Linked DNA regions of Mus musculus: region 2 is linked to region 1. Evidence: chromatin loops called from intact Hi-C (ENCODE). Cell type or tissue: left cerebral cortex. All regions are shown on one strand. Each heading gives the region's core, and the rest is flanking DNA. Links, peaks and the distances in the headings are about the cores only.

What was found. Hi-C counts contacts between places; a loop is a spot of excess contacts. Peaks named below come from ENCODE experiments on the same cell type or tissue, not always from the same donor. Only the 100,000 strongest peaks of a DNase experiment are listed, where the experiment ranks them.
Region 2: a loop joins it to region 1, with 2.2 times the contacts of the local background. A loop is called at or near these places in 3 of 42 quality-filtered maps.

What each region holds. Positions count from the first base shown.
Region 1 is chr10:69,521,551-69,536,758 of GRCm38, forward strand. It overlaps Ank3 (ankyrin 3, epithelial), which reads left to right and starts at 12,158. Exons shown (of 43, transcript NM_146005.3): 1 at 12,158-12,734. The coding sequence starts at 12,672. Gm51806 (a long non-coding RNA gene) reads left to right here and starts at 12,740. Exons shown (of 2, transcript XR_003949008.1): 1 at 12,740-15,208. In left cerebral cortex, for the core only: CTCF peaks have their summits at 10,252 (motif pointing left) and 14,256; DNase peaks (open chromatin) are centred at 12,173, 12,551, 13,377, 13,757 and 1 more place; H3K4me3 peaks cover 3,191 bases; H3K27ac peaks cover 2,576 bases.
Region 2 is chr10:69,625,937-69,633,936 of GRCm38, forward strand. All of the region lies in intron 1 of Ank3 (ankyrin 3, epithelial), which reads left to right. Among named protein-coding and RNA genes, the nearest start is that of Gm33464, 67 kb to the left of the region's middle. In left cerebral cortex, for the core only: no CTCF peak of the experiment used is centred there; DNase peaks (open chromatin) are centred at 4,691, 5,128 and 7,094; H3K27ac peaks cover 2,802 bases.

The DNA of each region.
Region 1 (15,208 bases), core at 7,209-15,208:
TGTCCTGCTTCCCATTGCACCCACACTGGGTAAATCTCCCTTTTCTGCTTCCTATGATTAATGAGAAAGATTCCCTGGCTTCAGAATATCGTCCTGAACTAGAATCTGTCTGTGGGGCCGGGCTGTGTTTTTAAAGATGATACAAAGTTGCCTGGGCAGAGAGGTGAGTTCCCCCTAAATACTGTCTCCCAGTTAGAAGAGCACTTTGAAGTCATTTTTTTTTTTTTGAGATTTTTTTTTTCTATCTTCCAAACCTGAAAAATACCTACATAGAAAAATAGAAGCCGACTTCCTGTGAAGATGTTCTTTCCCACTCTCAGGGGACATTTTCAGTTTTTGGACAGGCATACCTTTAGTTTGTAAGTCATTGTGAGTTGAAATGTTGGATTTGTTTTAGCGAAAAAGGTTTTTCAAACTCTGTGTGTTTGTGTGTGTGTGTGTGTGTGTGTGTGTGTGTGTGTGTGTTTGCAGAGAAGAGGCCATTGGATGTCCTGGAACTGAAGTTACAGGCAGTTGTGAGTCATTTGACATGGGGATTCAGAAATCTGGAATGAGCGGTACCCTTTTTTTTTTTTTCCCTGCTGAGCCATCTCTCCAGGACCAGAAAGCTTTCCTGTAAATTTGTTGGATTTTACAGTTCACAAGGCCAGAGGATCAAGTTTCATGCAAGTACGAACTGGAACAAAGCAGATTTTATCCTGACTTCAACCTACTTGGAAACAAGTCTTACTACTTTCAAAATACAAATAAGAGGTATTCTACAATCCGCAAAGTTTGTGTGTGTGTATAGCAGCCATGCCGGATTTGCATTGACTCAATATGGAAGGGATGGTAGTTATAGCCCCGACCAGTTGTTTAGTCTTCATTTTGATTTAGGGCAGTCTGTGTTCTTTACTATTCTGTTTTATAGGCTCAACCATACATTCCTCTCTCCTAGTTATCCTGATTGACTGTGGTCAGAAGATAAAGTTGCCTACATAAGAAATGAAAGAGATTAGCTGAGCAGGGTAGCCCACGGTCTTAAACCCCAGCACTCAGGAAGCAGAGGCAGGTTCATCTCTGTGGGTTCGATTCCAGCCTGGTCTACAAAGTAAATTACAGGACATCCAGGGCTGTTATACACACACACATGTGCATGCACACACACATATACACACGTGCATGAGTGGGCGCGTGCACACACACGTGCATGTACACACACATGCATACGCACATGCACACACGCGCACACTCACATGCACATGCATATACCCAAAAGGAAATGAAGACTAATAGACTTAAGGAGGCTTTAACTCTCCTATCAAAGAAATACAAATAAAAACAACAGAATAGTATTTTGGCAGCTACTAATAGAGATTGAGACTATTTTAAATGACAGTGGACATAACTCTTTATCATTTTGCGGTACTCAACAGCTTAGATGGTGGATGTCACGTCCAGTTTTTAAAAGATCATCTTTTAAAAGATAAATGGTGATTTATTTATAAACCATTTAAAATTAGAGGCGTGTTTGCCTATAGAAATTCAATATTGGACTGGAGAAATGGCTTAGTGGTTAAGAGCACTGACTGCTCTTCCAGAGGTCCTGAGTTCAAATCCCAGCAACCACACAGTGGCTCACAACCATCTGTAATGGGATCTGATGCCTTCTAGTCTGTCTGAAGACAGAGAAGTGTACTCATATACATTAAATAAATAAATAAATAAATCTTTAAAAAAATTTAGCATTAAGAGCTATCAGGATGGCTCAGCAGTTAAGAACATTTGTATTTGCAGAGGACCTGGGTTCGCATCCCAGCACCCACCTCCCAGGGGCTCAAAACTGACAGCTCCAGGAGAGCCTCTGCCCTCTTCTGGCCTCTGCAGGTACTGCATGAGTGTGGAAGGAGACTTGATGGCTGGAGCAGACCGTCTGGAATGGGGTCATGAGAGCTGTGCTAGGCAACTGACCCGCCTGTCACCAAACCTGTCCTAACATGACAGTGTTGCCACACTGAACACTGAGATTCCAGATGATGCTGGGGCCCAAGCTAGGCAAAGCCCCATCCAAGGGAGTTACTGATGTATGTAATTATTAATTCTCACAGTGGTTGGAGGTGATCATTATAAAGTTATGGCAACATCTTGAAAGTGTGTTTACTTTCTTCCTAGGCTTATTTTCTCCTTGTCTTTTAAATATTTTTTTGTTCATTTAATAGACCCTGATTACTGTTTCCCCTCCCTCTACTCTTCCTCCTAGTTCCTCCCTGCCTCCCCTTCCATCCAAATCCATCCCTCTCTGTCTCTTAGGAGAAAACCAACAGGCTTCTAAGGGAATGTAACTAATATAATATTAATAAGATAAAACAAAAACTAATATACCAGAGTAGTACAAAACAAACAGAAGGAAAAGGCCCCATGAAAAAGCACAAGAAACAGAGACTCAGACGTTCACTTATGTAATTGACAAGTGACACTCGAGAACTCCATGAAAATACAAACCTGCAAGCCAATATATATATATATATATATATATATATACAACTGACACTCGAGAACTCCATGAAAATACAAACCTGCAAGCCAATATATATATATATATATATATATATATATATACAACTGACCTATAGGGAAAGAGAGAGAGACAGAGACAGAGACAAAGAGACAGAGAGGCCTGACACATATCTAACACAGGGAGCCTCCAAGGACTCATTGAAGTCCTTTCCTTTTGACCATTTACTGCTGGGCATGGGGTCTACCATTAAGAATGCTTTGCTCCCCTGGTGAGCCTCCCTCTGAGGAAAAGTAACTCTTCCCTTGCCAGTCGTTAACCAACAGAGGATAGCACCTGGGTTAGGGATGGGGGGGGCGTGTCCACTTCTCCTCTCAGCTTCAGGACCCCATCTGGCACAGACACACAAGGCCCTGTGCATGCTGCCACAGTCCCTGTGGATTCATATGTTTGACAGTCCTGTTGATCTAAAGGGCCTCGTTTCCCTGGTGTCCTTCATCCTGTTTGGCTCTTAGACTCTTTCTGCCTCCCCTTCTGCCCTGTTCCCTGAATCGTGAGAGGAGGGATTTGATGGAGACTTCCTGTTTAGGGTTAAGTGTTACAAAGTATCTCAGTTTCTGCATAATAGCTCACATCTGCCTGTGGGACTCTATTTGCCCATCTGCAGTGGAAGAAAGCGTCTTTTATGATGGCTGAGCGAGGCACTCATCTGTGAGGAAAGCGGAAAGGTTTAAGGAGGAATCTTATTGTTATATTCTTTTAGGTGATCTTTGTATGGTCCTTGGCCTGTCTAGTTTAAGGTTCCTGGTCACCCAAGAAGCATCAAGTTTGGGTTCTTTCTGGTGGAGTGGACCTTAAGTCAAATCAGATCTTGGTTGGTTAGGACCAAAGCCTTTATACCACTATTGTGTTAGCGCACCTTTTAGGCAGGCCACCATTGTAGATCAAAGGGTTTGTAGCTGAGTTGGTGCTTGCCTTTTTCCTGTGGTTGCCAGCAGAGAACCTTCCTGGACCAAAGATGCTAGCATGTAGGGATGCAGGCTTTATGGAGGCACCAGCTCTATTTCTGCACTTCACTGAGTTGTGTCGGTGTGGCCTTCAGTAGCAGGGCCTTGCTGTCAGTTTGTGGAGAACAAACTATAGTCTTGGCAACAGCCTGGGCTGTTTGGAGGTTCCTATGGGAACCCCTTTGAGCAACAGCACAATTCAATGTTAGCCAATCCTGGTACTGGAAGCTTCATTTGGTGACAAGAGATGTCCAGTTGGGGTTCCTTCTATTATTTGGCGATTTCCTTTAGATCACCTTCATAGATGTATATATTTAGGAAGCTCTGTATTCGGTTTCTATACTATGCCTCAAAGCGCCATTGATTATAGCTGTCTAATCCTGTATTCACTCTCTCATCCCTCTCCCCTTTCCATCCTGATTTGGTCCTACTATGCAGATCTCCACTGTTCATCCATACATATCTGTTCTAATTCCCTTCTCTAGGTAGAGCTACCTATCCCACCCTCGTCCCATACTTTATTGCTAACCTCTGTGATTCTGTAGACTGTAGCTTGCTCACCGTTGACTGGACAGCTAATATCCACACATAAACTAATACATAGCATATTTTTCAAGGTCTGGTTTACCTCACTCAGGATTTTTTTATTATTATTTTTTACCTGCAAACTTATGGTTTCTTTCTTTCTTTCTTTCTTTCTTTCTTTCTTTCTTTCTTTCTTTCTTTCTTTCTTTTTGATGTCTGAGAATACTCCATTGTGTAAATATACCACAATTTCTGGCTATGACAAGGAGCTGCAATGAAGATGGGTAAACAAGTAACCAACTCTGTGGTAGGATGAAATGTCCTTTGGGTGGATGCCCAAGAGTGGTAGAGCTGGATTTTGAGGTAGATCAGTCCCTGCATTCCTGAGGAACTGCCACGTCTCTTTACATAATGGCTGTCCAAGCTTCCAGTCTCAACAGGCCTGGATGAAGTGTCTCCCGTGTCTCCCTTACTCCGTATCCTCACGGATGTGAGATGTCATTTGTTTTATTGATCTTAGCCATTCTGATAGGTATAAGACTGAGGGACTGGGTTTGAAGAAGAAGCTGGAGTTATCATAGAGAGAGGAGCCTCCCTTGAGGAAATGCCTCCATGAGATCCAGCTGTAAGGCATTTTAATCCTGGGTTCTATTAGAAAGCAAGCTGAGCAAGGTAGGGGAAGCAAGCCAGTAAGCAGCACCCCTCTATGGGCTCTGCATCAGCTCCTGCCTCCAGGTTCGTGCCCCTTGTGAGTTCCAGTCCTGACTTCCTTTGGTGATGAACAGCTATATGGAAGTGTAAGCTGAATAAACCCTTTCCTCCCCAGCTTGCTTCTTGGTCCTGATGTTTTGTGCAGCAATAGGAACCCTGACTAAGACAGAAGGGGAGTGAAGATCTGTAATTCACAGGCTAATTCACTGACTTATTTGTTTCTGTCGGGCATGGCTGGCAGGTTCCCAAGCAATTCAATATATGCTTATTTTGATCATTACATCATCTTCTGGATTTGTCTTGGTCCCTGACCCATCTGTACCCAGTCAGATGAGTGAGATGAAATAATGTATTCCAAAGCAGTAGCAAATAATAGGTTCCCGGTATTCAGGTTATGACATGGAATTCTTAATTGTATTCGCACCAACTGTAATATAGAGTTGTAAGATTCTGTGAAATACGGTTTAAATTGGTTTTAAGGGTGTGATTTCTTTTCCAGTCTCTTTTATTTCATCAGCTGTTAGAATAGGGGCATCAGAAATAATACGTGACCTGGACTATGGGCAGTTGAGAACTGCTCCTTTGGATGCGGTAGAGCTATAACTATCTGATTTTCATGAAAGTTTTCTATAACATCAAAAGACTATGAAGCAAGCCCACTAATCTCACTTGGGTGTGGGCCAAATAGAAGCAGCCATACTTCTGGTTCATTTGCATGTTGGTACTGTTAGGATACTTTGACAACCAAGACGCTCTCTTCAGAACGGGTCTCGGTAGCTCTGTCTAAAATCATTTAGGATCCTTGCTGTTGCTAAGTAAAACACAGGGATTTGGGGAAGATCAAAGGCATGATTCACCAGTCCCTCATGTGTGAAGAGTCCTGCCAATATCACTGGCCTCTAAAAAGAATTGTTAGTCTAGTGAAAGAAAATTACCCCGCCCTAGACAGCCACACCGGTAGAGTTTCAGGGAAGGAAGTATCAAAAAGGAGTCCGCCCACTTGCTAGCTAGCCTCTTTGAACGCCTGTCTCTCCCTGTTTTTCTAATCCACTTGGATTATATCGTTATACTTTAATGGACACAAGGCTGAACAATCAGGAAAGAAAGGAGACCCAGGAAAACAGGAAAGTCCTGCTACGTACGCACCTGCCCGAAACTTCCAACACACATAGAAATGGAACAGGGACATTAAGCCATATCCGAGAGAGAGCAGTGCGTACAACTAAGCTGGGTCTTAGAAGCTATAGCGTAGATGCTCGTTAGATACCTGGCAGAGCATGCGTGTATTAGACAGCAAGCTGGACTCAGTGTTTTATTTCCTGTCTATACCTGCCTGAATCTTCAGGCACACAAGCAGATGTGCAAACGTCAGTGTGTCATTTTGCAATGAGAAGCATCAAGGACTTCAAAGGAAAGTGTATTTCCTGAGCTGTTTGCACAGCACAAGGAAAAAAAAGGCTAGTTAGTATGTGACTTTGACGTCTACGTTACACTGTTTCCACTGTTGTCTGCTGGCTGTGGGTCCCAGCTTCTCTTTGGAAGTGTTGGGCAGATAGAGGAAGGAAACATGGTGGTGGTGTGATGGTTAGCACTACGTTTTACATTTAAATTACTGTGCCTAAGAGATCTATGAGACAAAAATGCCTCCGTCCTGTAAGCCCCACCTGCCCGAGGAGATAGCGTTCTGGGATGCCGGAGCCTGTTCGCATAAGACAACAAGCCAGGTGTTTTCACTCTGTAAACAAGCATGGGTCCTTCAACTGCCCAGGATGGGCTTGATCACACCCAGTGGTAGCCAGAAGGTGCTTAGGCAGGAAGTACCGCAGGATGTACGCTCGTTCCTGATTGGACGAAAATGGGAACTATGTAGCCAGCATGGGTTTTGCCTTTATAAGTTCCTGAAATACTGGGTATAGATCTCTTAAGTATTCATGAACCCGGTCAATATTTTTAATAAAAGCTTGCTTCAACTTTGGCTCAAAAATTGTGGTAGCGGGCTTATTCTTACCCAGTGGGATAAACAGTGGTTGTGCCAGAGATAACCCCCAAATCATCACTAGCCTAAGTTAAAGATGAAAAGCAAAATTCCACTGACTACCTGTTCCACCTGTGGTTTCACACAACGTGGGGCACAGTCTATGCCAACACCCCACAGAGAGGGTTCTCTCAGCTGTACCCGAAGAACCATCACTATATGTCCTTTCTAATTTAAAGCAAACCTTTGGGGTGCAAGGGTGTGGCCTAGCTGGCAGAGAGCGGATCTAGAACATACCAAACCCCAAGTTTGTTCTCTAGCCCTGCATAAGCTGGTCATGACGGTGCTCAAGCCTACAGTCCCAACAATCAGAAGGCAGAGGCAGGAGGATCAGGAGTTCCACCATCCTTGGCTACAAAGCACATTCAAGGCCCCCCCTGGACTCATGAAAGCTTGTCTCAAAAATACAATAACAGAGGGAGGGAGGGAAGGAGGGAGGGAGGGAGCAGGGTGTGTGTGTGTGTGTGTGTGTGTGTGTGTGTGTGTGTGTGTATGTGTGTAAGGAGGCCCAGCTTGTTTAACCAATAATAACTGAATCTGATCTCAGGGCAGTTTCACTTTAAGCTCTGGGAGAGTCTGGTGTGGAGTAAAGCTCTACAAGGAACTGGCTGGGTGACCCCGGAAGGTCAGAGATCAGAGGTCAGATTCCAGGGCTTCCAGGAAAACAGCCCGTTTTATCTTGAAGTCCCTAGGTATTTTTGATGTTGAAGAATAATGAAGAATGTTAAAGCATGTTATTTCCAAGAGTTAGCAAGTGTGTCATGTCAGTTCCCCAGCCCACAGCAGAAATCCCCAGCGGCCTGGTCAGAGAAATAAAACGAGTCGAACCATTCGGGTATGTCTCCCGAATGGCAAAAAGAAGTTGTTTTACTTTTTTAATTTTATTTTATTATTTTTTTATTTGTTGTCTTTTGGCACTCGAGCCTTGGCCAGGAAACTACTGGGTTAGTTTTCCGTAGAATTTTATGTAGAAGATAACTTAAAAAAAAAAAAATTGTTTGCTGTTAACCTGCCCGTGCTTTCCCCATGGTAAGCGACTTTCATTTTAAAAATAGAGCAGTTCCAGGAGAGTTGACCGGGCTCTGTGTCCTCTTATGAGAGTTACTTATTTTAAAAATAGAACCGTCTCAGATTGGTATCAAATACCTGATGGCCGGGTCTTTAATCGGTGCCGAACAAGTAAGTAGCCTGCCTATGGGGTGGCGTTTCCTCCTCTGTGAACTCCTGGAGTCTCGCTTTTCATTTGGATAATTTCATTGCACACAGCTTAAACCATCTTCTTAGGTTATATTTAACTTCTCTAAGGGCTGGAGAATTTTCTAATTTGGGAGTTTAAAAAAAAAAGGAGGTTGCCATTGGTAAGTAGTTAACACTTAACATTTTTAGAATATGTAATCACCTGTAGACTGTTTTTAGATCAATCAAATTACCCTTTCACTCAGAACAATTACAATTTAAAATGCATTCATAGGCCTTTGGGTATACTAAAGCCCTCATTGTTTATATAGCTGTGCAGGTGATCAGAAATGAGGGTATGAAATACCTAATACACTTTCTCTTTTTGTTTGTTTTGTTTTGTTTTCCGAGACAGGGTTTCTCTGTGTAGCCCTGGCAATATCCTGGAACTCACTCCGTAGACCAGGCCGGCCTCGAACTCAGAAATCCACCTGCCTCTGCCTCCCAAGTGGTGAGTGTTTTACAGTGTCAGGGAAAAAAAAAATCATGGCGGAGTGTTCAGCCAAGGCTCCCACTCAAGAGCTGTACAGACTTTCGGAGATATTATTGTTGTTTTGTTTTGCTTTTTTTGGAGACAGGATCTGACCATGTAGCTCTGGCTGTCCTGGAACTTACTGTGTAGACCAGGCTGGCCTCGAACTCAGAGATTCACCTGCCTCTGCCTCCTGAGTGCTGGGATTAAAGGCGTGCGGCACCATGCCCGGCTGATTGGCACGCATCGGGTTCCAGAGAAAGGGCCTGGATCTCACAATGAGTTGCCTCCACTTCCTGTGGCAGGGCTGAAGGCTCTGACATCTTATTACTTAAATAATTGGACACATTTCAGTTCCCGTCTGGGAGTTGGATGCTCTGTCAGAGCTGGTTACATACTCGCTTTGGTACCTTCAGGCTATGGAAGCTAGGTTTGTGGGGGTTTTCCTTAGGAAGTGTGGTTGCTCCGCAGAGTGACTCTCGTATGATTTTACCAGGTCATGGTAAAAGGGGGTTTTTGTTTTGTTTTATTTGTCTGTTTTGGGTTTTTTTTTTTTTTTCACTTTCTACACTTTCTATTTTTTTTTTTTTCCATCAGCAGAGGGAACAGAAACTTGCAAGAGAAGACTTGTGTCTATAAACAAATACAGTAAAGTCTGGAATGAACTAAAAACAGTCTATCCCGTCCGTCCCCTAAATTTTGCATCAACTGGAATACGCTTTTATGTTTTAAAAATGTCATGATTGACATTTTAGTGTGTGGTTTTTTAAATTTTATACATCTTAATAATTAATAGTCTCTTATTTACATGCTTGTATGTAAACAGACTAATTTAAAAATATTTTAAAATTAATTTTGTAAGTTAGTATACCATTTTATCGTGGTATTGGGATACATATTGTGGCATTGTACTTAGTTCTAATTTATGCACACACCCTCCTGCCCTTGCTTGGTGGTCTCTGTCCATCCACCAACTACTCCTCCAAGCTGCTTTCATTTTATATAAATTCCATCACTGTCTCTTTCCATTCTCTCCCTCCCTGAAGTCCCTCTTTGCCTCCCTCCCCACCTTTTATATAAGAGAAAACATGGCATTTGTCCTGGAGTGAGCAGAATAAATTCTAGGCTCTGGGGTTGTTTGTTTGTTTGTTTGTTTTTGAGTTTTAAAATGTTTATTGTGAAAGAATGATCTCATCAAGGTGAATTCTTTTAATCGGTCATTAAAGCATCCATTTTTCTGCACAGTAAAGCGAAAGCAAGAGATTACAGCCACCAGCCTCCTTTTTGCCAGGATCCCCTGATAACATAGCTTAGTGTGGGTATCTTTGCAATGCTTGGATAAGCGGTTTTTATAAGTCTCTTTAATGGAACCCTTCAAAGGGTAGCAAATAACAGAAAAAATGGGACATCAGTGCAAGCCTAAAGAGAAGAATAAATCCCCATCCTGAGTGTTACATTGCTGTCCCACTTGGCGAAATGCTCCTGCTCAAAGATCTCACAGCACTGGTAGAGTTGGGAGCCCGGCAGGCAGTGTTTGTTTATCTGTGGACCACCTCATCCAATACCCTCTTCTTTCCATTCTTTCTCTAATCCTACACTCAGGACATTAGGCATAAACAAAGACTTTTCTTAGAAGGGAAGGTGTTGAAGAGATGACTCAGCAGTTAAGAGCACCGACTGTTCTTCCAGAGGACCTGGGTTCAATTTCCAGCACCCACATGGTGGGTCCCAACCTGTAATAACTCTAGTTTGAGGGGGGGATCTGGCGCCCTCTTCTGGCCATCTTATGCACTGCATGCATGCGGTACACATTCAAGTAAACATTCGTACACATAAAATAAGTTTCTAAAAAAAATTTTTTTTTAAAATGTCAGTAGTACTCTGGTAAAATGACAGAGCAGGTAGGTTATCTCTGTGGCTTGTCGAGTGAAGAGTTGAAGATTTAAATGGGATATTCAGACTTGACTTTACCTGCATGGATAGTTCAGTTTATGGAGAATTCATACAAAGCACCGACTTCATAGTTTCTCCCTCAGAGCATAATGCAAATAAGCCCAGGCTCATCTCACTGCAGTCAGGGACAGATCAACCCAGGGACGTTACTATCATTCCCCAGACTGCCCGGTCCTGAAGATGAGCAAGCACTGAATTAATGAAAAACTTGAAGGAACCATCCTACCGTGTTAATGGTTTTTCTACCTTTTATTACTCTGCCAGAGAAACATTCCAGAACAGCAGCAGAAACGGGAGAGACAGGTTAGCAGCTGCTCAAAGCTGAAGGAACCCCCAGGTCACGGAGGGGTGGGGCAACCGCCATCAATGCTCCCTGCCAGCCTTTGAGTGGTGGTTTACTGTTTGTAATGCGCAGCCGCAGAACAACCATTAAATAACCCACAGTGCGCAGGATCTCCATGGGTCGCTGGAGCAAGCACTTGTAACCCTGGTGTCCATGACAGAGCTGTCTCAAGCTGCCCTCATGCTCACTCATTTTTAGGGGGGTGGCGCTTGGGGAGTCCAGATTTGTTGAACATAGGTACAACCCTGCTTAAATGATAGATGAGAAATGGTGATTTTGGCTTCAGTATTTTAGCATTGTGTCTCCAGTATTAAATAGCTCCATGTACCTCACTGAAAACTGGCCTTCTGGGTCTCATTTACGCTCCTGTATGTCTTTGATCATATTAATTAAAATCCACTTCCCTGAGCCAGCCTCCTCTCTGGATTCCCGCTCGTTCCTCCCTTCCTAGTGTACATGTGTTTTAGCTCAAGGGACCTGCTTCCATCTTAAAGGTGATCTGGCCGGGATTGGGGGGGGGGGACCCAGAACCTTATTCCTTCCTAACAAGAATGGATTCCTAACACTTTCCAAAGATGCTTAAGCGACCACACCCGACAGTAAATCAGCTGTGTTCCGATGCGTGGACCATTTTGGAGACTTTCCACAAAGGAGTGAAGTCACCCAGAGACCTCTCAAAATCTTGGTGGCCCAGAGCAGGAGTGTGTGCCTCTGTGTGCTTGGGGACCCTGTGGTGGCTGTAATGTGGCCAGAGACCTGCACTGACCTGAGTGCCTTATCCAGGAGCACAGGATGTTTCTGGCACAGAAAAAGCCAGGGGCTGAACCTTTTGGATTTCTTGAATATTCTGGAGGGCTCCTTTTCATGGTTGGTTTGATATATTCATGACCAAAGCTTGAATGTGGTACTGGCAACTTAGGTATGGGCTCCGTGTGACAGATTCTTCATTAGAAGTCCATAGCTTTGGTTAGGCAATCTGCAAACTTTATTTTATTTTATTTTATTTATTTTTTGCTAATTACATTTTAAAACAAAACAAACAACAACAACAAAAACCACCTCACTGGGTAAGAATCCAGCTTTGTCTTCTGTAGTAACAGGTCTCTTTATTGTTTTTAATCATGGGGTTGGGGTTGGGGGTGGGGGAGAGAGAGAGAGAGAGAGAGAGAGAGAGAGAATGTGTGTGTGTGTGTGTGTGTGTGTGTGTGTGTGTTTTCACGAACCAGTAACCCGATCTCTCGTTACCACCCCCACTGCTGCCTCCTGGGTATACCCAATGCTTTCAACACATGTGTCCTCTGGAGGCTTGATCTCAGAGCATTTACATTCGGCTTGGCTTCCCAGCTTGCAAACTGCAGTGAGCCAGCCCCTGGGACGCTTCAGAGATTCGTCAGCAGTCTAGCTTATTCCTGTGTGTGTGTGTGTGTGTGTGTGTGTGTGTGTGTGTGTGTGTGTGTGCAGCGCACATGCACGTATGCCTCCCCCTTTCTCTCTCTCACCATTTCCAAGCTAGAATCACCGTGGAGAAGCAAGCCCTGAAATGTTGTCAAGATCTTTTCTCGGGGTAACGACTGGCTAAAAAAACAAATAAAAAGAGAGAGAAAGGAAGAAAAAGAAAGAAGGAAGAAAGGAAGGAAGAAAACAAAGGGTTGGAATATTGATTTTTCTTTGGAGGAATAACCAGGGCTTTGCTGGAGAGAACACCCAGTTCCTCCCTGAGGCGAGCTGAGTTGCCCGTGACAGCAGCCAGGGCTGGCTTGAAGCAGCCGCTCTGCCTGGGGAGTTCCCTAAATGGACTTTGGTCTCAATGCTGTGACTCTTTGCCGTGGGTTTGGATGTGGGAACACGGAAGGTGATCTCCTGCCTCGTCTCAACTCCCCTGATCTCAAGGAAAGATGAGTGAAGAGCCAAAGGAGAAGCCCGCCAAGCCTGCTCATAGGAAGAGGAAAGGAAAAAAGGTAAGAGGCAGGATCAACACGTTCTTCATTGTTCTCCCGGCTCCCGGGAGGTGATCTGGAGGCTGCCTTTTCCAGAGAGCTGTCTTTAGCCCGAGAAAGAAGCCACTAGAAGCAAGAATTGCTTTTGTTTTTTTCTCCCCTGTTAATGGGGTGTGTTCTGGGTTGCTGGCAAACACCTCGACTGGGGTCTATGGCTACAATATTGAAACAGTTAAAACATTGTGATTTGGATTTGCTGAGCTAGTGTTCCCTCTAATAGCAATGAAAGGAACATTAAGTAAACATATGTCCTAATTATGTGAGTGGGTGTGTTTCCCCTACCTTTTGAATTTTCCCCATGCTTGTGATCGGTAGGGTACAATTACTAATGAATATTCTTATGTTATGGATGCTAAGCTTTAATATATATTTTAGGCAAACTTGGGGAAACCTGTAGTTAGACTTTAAAAAAAAAACCCAGCATGGAGGTGAGCTCCATTTTAATTATCGATTCCTTTGATGGCGGATAAATCTCGGGTCTGCATTCAGCCCAGCTGCCTGTCAGCCATATGTCTCCAGGATCCATTCAGTTCATGGGATTCATTCTGCTTTCCACGCGGTTTGAGGTTTTGTCAAAAGAGCGGCAGAGGATTGCAGCAAACCTGTAGATTCATTCTGGGTGTCACGAATGTGCGTGTCATCCTAAGATGTGCCCTGAACTTTTCTGTTCATTTTGAAATGGGAAAGAAAGGTGATTCTCAGATGCGGGACTGTGATTTTTTTTTTAACCCACTGTGGCTCATAAACTGTCTCAGATTTAAGGTGTGCCACCAGAGGCAAGGCTAGATACATCTGGAACAAAGAAAAACAGGTCCCTTGAAACAGGACTGTAGCTCATGGCTTGTTGAAGGAGGATGGGTGATGGGCTCTCTGCGTCTTCAGTTCGAATTCTTAGATTTTTATGCTTTAATGCCCAGGTCTGATATATCTGCTGATGTCTCTTTAAAATGATTCCTTGCCTCCCAATGTGATGTATGCTCAGCCAGTGGACGCCCAGGGAATGATTGGGTATAGTAGAGAACATGAAAGATTGCAACCCTTGCTTGAATCGATCAAGCATTTCAAAAAATGCTCATAGCCTACTTACTATTTATGAAAAAGGTTCCTCTGAATAAGACATACTTTAATGGAGCTGCTACCAGCAGGCTCAGCTGAGGCATGTTCGGGGACATGCCAACATTCTTGGGCAGCCGTTCAACACCCTACCAAGTGAAGCTGTACAGATTGGTTTGAAGTCAGCTCTCCCCTCTTGGACCTTGGCTCCACAGGGCTTGACGGTATCAGAAAAGGTGCGAGTGTGATTTCCCCAGGGAGCGGGTCGCAGCTGCACAGCACAAATGATTTGCTTAATGCCTAGCCGAGGGGTGGCCTTTCTCAAGGCAAACTGTCAGCTCTGCTCATGTTTCTGAGCTGATCCCCTTAAGTGCCTGACAGGCTCCACCACGATTCTGAACACAGAGTGTCACAGAGAACCCAGGCGGACACATGAAGCCTGACAGCCCAATCTAGATGAAAATGAACAGCGTCTTGGGGTGGCTGTAAATCACGTGGACTCTTTGGACCTGATTCTTTTTTTTTTTTTTCTCCCCCCTTCCCCTTGAAATTTTTTTTCCGGCATTATCTCATGTCTCCCATGAGGTGATTCTGTGTGGTGCAGCGCACAATGCATTAGACAGCCATGAGCCCTTCCCATTCGATGCCACAGTGTCCTGCCTGCTGCCTCCATGTTCTTGACTAAAGCCTCCGTTGCCCCCCCCCCCCCCACTTCTAAAGTCTGTGTTGTGGCTCAGTGGACTCCAAATTCCAGACCACCAGACTCCAGTCCTTCAAAATACTGCACCCTTGTGCCAATGTTTTGTCTTTCATTCCTGTGAAGGACAGTGGAGTTCTTACCAGCATCCACCCCCACCCCCAAGCTAAACCATTTTCTTCTCACACCTATCTTTGACACCAAGAGAGCCTTTCAGTATCGAGTGGTTTAGTGTTATCCCTTGCATCCTTGAAGGTCAAGTGTCCCATCCCTTGATTCACCTTGGTATGCAGAGAGCAGGCCCTTGGGGAATGGTCCACCCCCCTCTTCTGCCACTGCATTCAAGTTAGTGTTAGAGTCCGGTGTTCTTAGGCACATGGACTCTCTGATGTTCATCACAGCCGCTTGGTATGCAGTTGGCGCTAAATAAGTAACTTCTCTCTAGGAGTTTAGAAGAGCCACAAAAAAAAAAAAAAAAAAAAACCAAACAGCTCTTCCGTTAGGAAACCTTGTCTCATATTTTCCAGCTCAGAGAGATTATCTTTCACTATTGGTTTGAAAGTGAATCGTCTCTTTAAATCAGCAAATATTTACATGTTTAAGAGAATATGCATTAATTTTAAACTAGGTGGTTGAGAATGAAATGGAATATACTTTAAAAAAAAGAAAAGAAATTATGTTTGGC
Region 2 (8,000 bases), core at 1-8,000, 97 kb after region 1:
TTCATAACTTCTGTTAGTTTCACTGTGTCCCTGTTTAGTTTCTCTTTCCATGATCTGTCCATTGATGAAAGTGGTGTGTTGAAGTCTCCCACTATTATTGTGTGAGGTGCAATGTGTGCTTTGAGCTTTACTAAAGTTTCTTTAATGAATGTGGCTGCCCTTGCATTTGGATCATAGATATTCAGAATTGAGAGTTCTTGGAGGATTTTTACCTTTGATGAGTATGAAGTGTCCCTCCTTGTCTTTTTTAATAACTTTGGGTTGGAAGTCGATTTTATTCGATATTAGAATGGCTACCCCAGCTTGTTTCTTCAGACCATTTGCTTGGAAAATTGTTTTCCAGCCTTTCATTCAGAGGTATGTCTGTCTTTTTCCCTGAGATGGGTTTCCTGTAAGCAGGAAAATGTTGGGTCCTGTTTGTGTAGCCAGTCTGTTAGTCTATGTCTTTTTATTAGAGAATTGAGTCCATTGATATTAAGGAAAAGTAATTGTTGCTTCCTATTATTTTTATTGTTAGAGTTGGCATTCTGTTCTTGTGGCTGTCTTCTTTTAGGTTTGTTGAAGGATTACTTTCTTGCTTTTTCTAGGGCGTGGTTTCCGTCCTTGTATTGGTTTTTTTCTGTTATTATCCTTTGAAGGGTTGAATTCATGGAAAGATAATGTGTGAATTTGGTTTTGTTCTGGAATACTTTGATTTCTCCATCTATGGTAATTGAAAGTTTGGCTGGGTATAGTATCCTGGGCTGGCATTTGTGTTCTCTTAGTGTCTCTATAACATCTGTCCAGGCTCTTCTGGCTTTCATAGTCTCTGGTGAAAAATCTGGTGTAATTCTGATCAGCCTGCCTTTATATGTTACTTGACCTTTTTCCCTTACTGCTTTTAATATTCTATCTTTATTGAGTGTATTTGTTGTTCTGATTATTATGTGTTGGGAGGAATTTCTTTTCTGGTCCAGTCTATTTGGAGTTCTGTAGGCTTCTTGTATGTTCATGGGCATCTCTTTCTTTAGGTTTGGGAAGTTTTCTTCTATACTTTTGTTGAAGATATTTGCTGGCCCTTTAAGTTGAAAATCTTCATTCTCATCTACTCCTATTATTTGTAGGTTTGGTCTTCTCATTGTGTCCTGGATTTCCTGGATGTTTTGAGTTAGGATCTTTTTGCATTTTGCATTTTCTTTGATTGTTGTGCTGATGTTCTCTATGGAATCTTCTGCACCTGAGAGTCTCTCTTCCATCTCTCGTATTCTGTTGCTATTGCTGGCATCTATGGTTCCAGATTTCTTTCCTAGGGTTTCTATCTCCAGTGTTGCCTCACTTTGGGTTTTCTTTATTGTGTCTACTTCCCTTTTTAGGTCTAGTATGGTTTTGTTCATTTCCATCACCTGTTTGGATGTGCTTTCCTGTTTTTCTTTAAGGACTTGAAACTATTTAGCAGTGTTCTCCTGTATTTCTTTAAGTGAGTTATTAAAGTCCTTCTTAATGTCCTCTACCATTGTCATGAGATATGCTTTTAAATCCGGGTCTAGGTTTTCGGGTGTGTTGGGGTGACCAGGACTGGGTGAGGTGGGAGTGCTGGATTCTGATGATGGTGAGTGGTCTTGATTTCTGTTAGTAGGATTCTTACGTTTGCCTTTCGCCATCTGGTAATCTCTGGAGCTAGTTGTTATAGTTGTCTCTGGTTAGAGCTTGTTCCTCCCGTGATTCTGTTAGCCTCTGTCAACACACCTGGGAGACTCTCTCCTGAGTCTCAGTGGTCTGAGCACTCTCTGCAGGCAAGCTTTCCTCTTGCAGGGAAAGTGCACAGATATCTGGCATTCGGACCTGCCTCCTGGCAGAAGATGAAGGCCTGAAACAGGGCTGGTGGTTGGAAGAGCTAGTGGAGAGTCCTCTCGGGACCTTGGGGATGTCCGCTGACTCTGAGCCCAAGGTGACCTGGTGCTGGTGCAGACCAGAAGGGCGGAAAAAAATTGTTTTAAAAAGTGACCTGTATATGCTTGATGAGATAATCATAATTAATTCCATCTCAAGTGAATTGAAAACTTAGCTGTCAGCTTTTTTTTTTAATATAAAAGGGAATTTATTTGGGACCTTGAAGGGGAGGTAGAAGCAGAGGGGGAGGGGGACAGAGAAGAACAGAAAGAGAGAGGAGAGAAAAAGAGAAGAGGCCAGCTGAGAACATGAGAGAGAGAGGGAGGGAGAGAGAGAGGAGAGAGAGAGAGAGAGAGAGAGAGAGAGAGAGAGAGAGAGAGAGAGGCTGAACAGTCTTTGTAGTAGCCTAACGGAAATGCTAGCATTCCTCCATTGCTGTCAGCTTTGGGACAGAGTTACAATGGCAACTTCATGATGTCTCATTAGGCACTCTGTTCAGTTCTCACATCTCTCTCTCTCTTTCTTCCTTTCTCTCTCTCTCTCTCTCTCTCTCTCTCTCTCTCTCTCTCTCTCCCTCCCTCCCTCCCTCCTTCCCTCCGTCTCTCTTTCTTTCTTTCTTTCTTTCTTTCTTTCTTTCTAAAAGATTTATTTCATTTACATGAGTACATTGTAGCTATCTTCAGACACACCAGAAGAAGGCATTAGATCCCCTTACAGATGGTTGTGAGCCACCAAGTGGTTGCTGGGGATTGAACTCAGGACCTCTGGAAGAGCAAGCAACCAGTGCTCTTAACTACTGAGCCATCTCTCCAGCTCTTCCATTCTCATTTCTACTGTGACATAAAACCTTCCCATCTATACTGAGAAACCTATAGCTCTTTTTCAGCATTGATGAAAGGATTCTCATGAACACAGCTAGAATCAGAAACAACAGATTTCTGAAGTCTGCAGTCTGGACCTCATTATCACCTGCAGGACCCCGGTGGACCAGACGAAAGACAGGCTCAAGTGGGCTTGCTAGGAGTGGCTTGTGTTAGCAACTCCCTCCTCAAGTGTCTCCCACGTGTCACCAACATGTGGCACTGCACAGCAACGGTACACATTTTCCCTGCTAGAATATCCATTCCTCCCTGGCACTTTTCCCTAAATCACCACTGGAATTTCATGTCTCATTAAAGTACATTCCTTTGAGTGAGTAATGACAGCTGATTACGTGTTTGTAATCAATTTCTGACCCACGCATGGCCACCTGCCTTTGTCTTGTTCTGGGGTTTCCTTCCTTGGAAGCTTCTGTCAGTTTACTGCCAGCCTCTGCCTTCATCTTATTCTCTGTACATTGAAGGAAATAAACAAACAAAACAGGAAGATACAGTTTTCCCTGTATGGTCTTTCCAAAAGATCACCCCCACTGTCTTTACTGACTTGATTCATTTTGATAATTTTTGTGTGAGGAACTCTTGGGCTTTTTAAGGGCATTCTACATAGATTTTAAAAAAATTTTTTTTTATATTAGATGGCCACATTTGAGCTAAACTCAGTGTCTGAGTGTTTTTATTGCTGGTAATGGCCCTTCATGGCTTGTATGTGTGTGTGCTTGCACATGTCTATACACACACACACACACACACACACACACACACACACACACACACACTGTCTTAGTTAGAGTTTTACTGCTGTGAACAGACACCATGACCAAGGCAACTCTTATAAAGGACATTTAATTGGGGCTGGCTTACAGGTTCAGAGGTTCAGTCCATTATCATCAAGGTGGGAGCATGGCAGCATCTAGGCAGACATGATGCAGGAGAAGTTGAGAGTTCTACAGCTTCATCTGAAGGCTGCTAGCAGAATACTGACTTCCAGGCAGCCAGGATGAGGGTCTTAAAGCCCACACCCACAGTGACACACCTACTCCAATGAAGTCATGACTTCTAATCGTGCCACTCCCTGGGTGGAGCATATACAAACCATCTCACACACACACACACACACACACACACACACACACACACACACACATTCCTTTAAATTGTTGATTTGAATTCAGCTATAACTCCTGTTCTTGCTGTCTGCTATCCCTGCTGCATCCCCAGAGGGTTCACTGAGTAACGGGCTGATAGGTTCCACAAAATACTAGTTTTGCTATCAAGGTGACTTGTATCTTAGTGCTTGGCTGTCAATTCAATACTCTTGCTGCCAGTTTGGAAGTCACCTCTGTAAGCTTCATGAGAAGCATTTAGCAAGAATGTGTACATACTTTTTTGCAGTGAGTGGTATAGTGAGTAATAGCAGGATAGCCATGGGTAGGAGATTGAAGTTCAAAATGAAACTCTGTTTTATCTGGGACAGTTTCTTTGTATTTCTGACTGTTAATCATTCTCCAAATGCAATCCGTCAAACTTCTTATTTCCAGTAGGGATTTAGTGACGCCCAGGCGAATTGTGTTGCCATCAAGCCCATAAGAACGTAAGTCACATCATCAGGGTGTCTTGACCGTCACTAATCTCAGCATTGTGGGGTCTCAGAGCTATCCCTCTCTTCTACAAACCCCGTTTCCCTCCCTCGCTTTTGCATGACTAAGATCATTCTAGAGTCCAAATTCAGAGGTTCAGGTGATGTCCTTTCTGTTTGTTTGTTTGTTTGTTTGGTTGGTTTGGTTTGGGTTTTGAGGCAGGGTTTCTCTGTGTAACAGTCCTGGCTGTCCTGGAACTGGCTTTGTAGACCAGGCTGGTCTCGAACTCACATAGATCAGTCTGCCTCTGCCTCCCAAGTGCTGGGATTAAAGGTGTGAGTCATCACCACCCAGCTGGTAAAATCCTCTTTTTAAAAGGACGTTATTAAGCCAGTTGATTCTGAGAGCCTAATAGAGACACCCACAGCAGAGATCCAAGCATCGTTTCATTCCATAGCTTCGGATTGAAACTACAAGCCCACACAGGAAACTGTTTGCATCCTGTTGTATGGGTTTTTTTTTTTTTTTTTTTAGCTTTGTTTCCTTGTTTCCCTTTTGGCTTTCTTGTCTGCCGTCATGTGGAGAGGTAGTCTTGGTGTTTTAAAACTCTAACTTTAAAAAATGTCATTGGTGAGCTGAACTGCAGGCTCGTTGCCTTCCTGGTTGCTATGGAACCAAATCTTAGCGAAAGTAAATCATGCCAGGAGCCAGTTGGGGAGGCGGAGAGAAGATGGGTCAGGGCATTCTGATGGTGGATGGCTAGAATCTGGGAGGACTGAAGATGTTCTTAGCATGTAACTGGGAGTGTTTGTCACTTGGTAAGAGTTCGTCTTCTGAGAGAAAAAAAAAAATCCTTGACAACAGGCTTCATCTGCTGATCTGCTGACTGTGAGGGCTTCGTATGGAAATGATTCCTGCAGTCTCTTTCCCAGAGGGATTTGTCCAAATGCATTCCCTTGGGATAGGAGGGAAAAAAATGTGCATAGTACAGAAATAAACTCACTTTTGTCTTAAATGGGTGAAATTCGAGGCATCTTCTTGATTCTGGAAGAAGGCTAGAACAGGTTTAAAGAGCTGATGTGACAAACCAAAGCCAGATTTTATGAACACAGACACATACACACACACACACACACACACACACACACACACAAAACAAAAAACAAAAAACAAAAAAAAAGAAAGGAAGAAAAGAAGAAAGAAAAAGAAAGAAAGAAATAGAAGCTCTTATCTCTAACCAGTAACCATGGTTACATTGGTTAATATTTTCAGCTTGGATTTATATAAAGTGGCCATGCAGCACAGCTTGGCCTGCTGCAGTTGGTCACATGTTTATCTTTCCCCGAGGATTCTGTTGGTAGGTGGCCATTTGCTCTCATAGAAACATGATTGAGGTTGGGGTCACCTGGTGTCACTTTCCCTTGGCATCTGACACATGGGTGACTATGCTGTGTTTTGCTCCTTTTTAAATTTTTTTAATGATTTATTATTTTTAATGTGCATTAGTCTTTTGCCTGCATGTATGTCTGTGTGAGGGGGCATGGATGCCCTGTCACTGGAGTTACAGACAGTTGTGAGCTGCCATGTTGGTTGCTGGGAATTAAACCGGGGTTCTCTGGGAGAGCAACGTCTTAAACGCTGAGCCATCTCTCCAGACCTGCTATTTTCAATCTGCCTCTAGTTTTGGGAGGGTTTATTTATTTATTTATTTATTTATTTGAAAATTTTTCTTAAGTCGACTTCAGTGGCAGCTCCTGAGTAACATATACTTTCAAAAGGCAAGACAGGGAGCTTGGGGCCTGACCATACCAGAAAAGGTTTCTTTTTGAGGTAGTTTTAGTTATATAAAGTGTGTGTGGCCCTCTCATATACCCTACTGTCAGAAATAGAGTCTGATTTCATATCGGTATATATATTTTTTTCTACAAGTAGAAAAAACATCAGAGAAAGGAGTCAGGGGCAGAGGACAAAGGGAGAGAGGAGAGAGGCTTCCCCACCCCAAGGTAAACATGTAGTCTTTAAACCATAATTACATACTTACAGATTTTTACATTTATACCAGATGCCCTGCTACCTATAACACACAGGGATTCTTATTCAGGTAGGTTATGTATTTTAAAAGATTTTTTTGTTTGTTTTTAAATAGTCTAGGCCAAAGCAGGAACCAGTAGACCCCGTGATCAGCCTTCACACGCCCTGGATTCATCCCTGATGTTGTGCATATGAAGCTGAGAAAGGTTTTGGGTTTTTTTTTTCCCATTTATATCCACTGTTCCCATCTCTCACAGGCTAGCTTTTGGGTGGACACTGACCACCTTTCTCCATCACTGGCTCTCCTTGGCTTCATCCTCTGCTGAGGGACATAAGTAATAGAAGGAAAGGCTGATTGGCCCTCCCCCGTGGCATTAGTAGGCCGCGGAAGACTTTGTATCTGTAGATTAACCCCTGTTCCCACAAAAGTACTCTTCCTGACCCCACCCCATCTCTATTACGTGGGCTCCCCCCTTCTTATTCATGTTTGTGTGCATGTGTGTCATACAACATGTGTGTGGGTGCCCACAGATGGCAGAACAGGCAGCTGTGAGCCACCTGATGCCGGGAACAGAACCCAGGTCCTTTGGAAGAACAAGAAGCTCTCTGGACCGAGAGGCATCTCTCCCACCCCCTCTCTCGGATTTTTTTGTAAATTCCCAGTGAGTACTGAATTTCTGTTGCTCCCCAAGTACAGCACGGTTGAAACTTCTGTGTAACATTCATTTTAAAATTCACTTAAACTCTGTGTATTGTGCATCACACGTCTCGGTTTCCATAGGAACAGGAAATGCATCATGCCTCTGTTGCTCACCCCCTCCCTAGTCTCTGCTGACTCAAGGAAAATGTCTGCATGTATCCATGGGTTTTCAGTCACTACACTTGTCCTTGGCATGTGAAGTTGAGGTCAAGAAGTCATCCATTCAGTCAAGTTGATGGCTCGGTGCTTTCGGGTGAGCATGATGGGAAGATCACACCCGTTCTTAAATGGACTTTCGAGTTTTTGAGTATAGTCAGGGTGCATCTGACCACCTGAGACATGTCATGGCATCTGTTGGGTGTCCTGGGCTATGTTAGTGAATGCAGAAGTCATGGCATCAGTTGGGTATCCTGAGCTATGTTATTGAATGCAAAAGACACACAGTTACATTTCGACCTAATCTTTATAAACGAAGAACACGTGCATATCTGGAAATTGGAAGCTTGGGGCCTAGCCTGTGTTCATGAAGACAACTGCTGTGGTCTCTGGGTCATCCTTCAAGCAGTTCAAGCTTGGTCTACTCAGCTTTATGCCTTCCGTATAAAGAGACCCCTTTACGGTGTAATTACAGAAGTGCTCAGGAAAACCAAAGGCTGCAGGGTGTGGCCTGTGATGTGATGGAGGAGAAAGAGCCCTCGGTTTTAATACCTCCCATCTCCGCTATCGAATAGTCAGGTAATGCCTCTGTAACATAATTGCTGGATGAGAACTCCGGGATAGCTTCAGCTCTCCCCAGTTGTTGAGTCCATTAGAGACAGCAGAACAACTGAGCTTCCCAGATCTTCCAGATGGCCCCTGGTCCACTCTTCTAAGTCCTCTCTTGTTTTGATTTCCCTCAGGAGTGCCTCCATTATTAAAACATTTTGTCAAGTTTTACCATCAAGT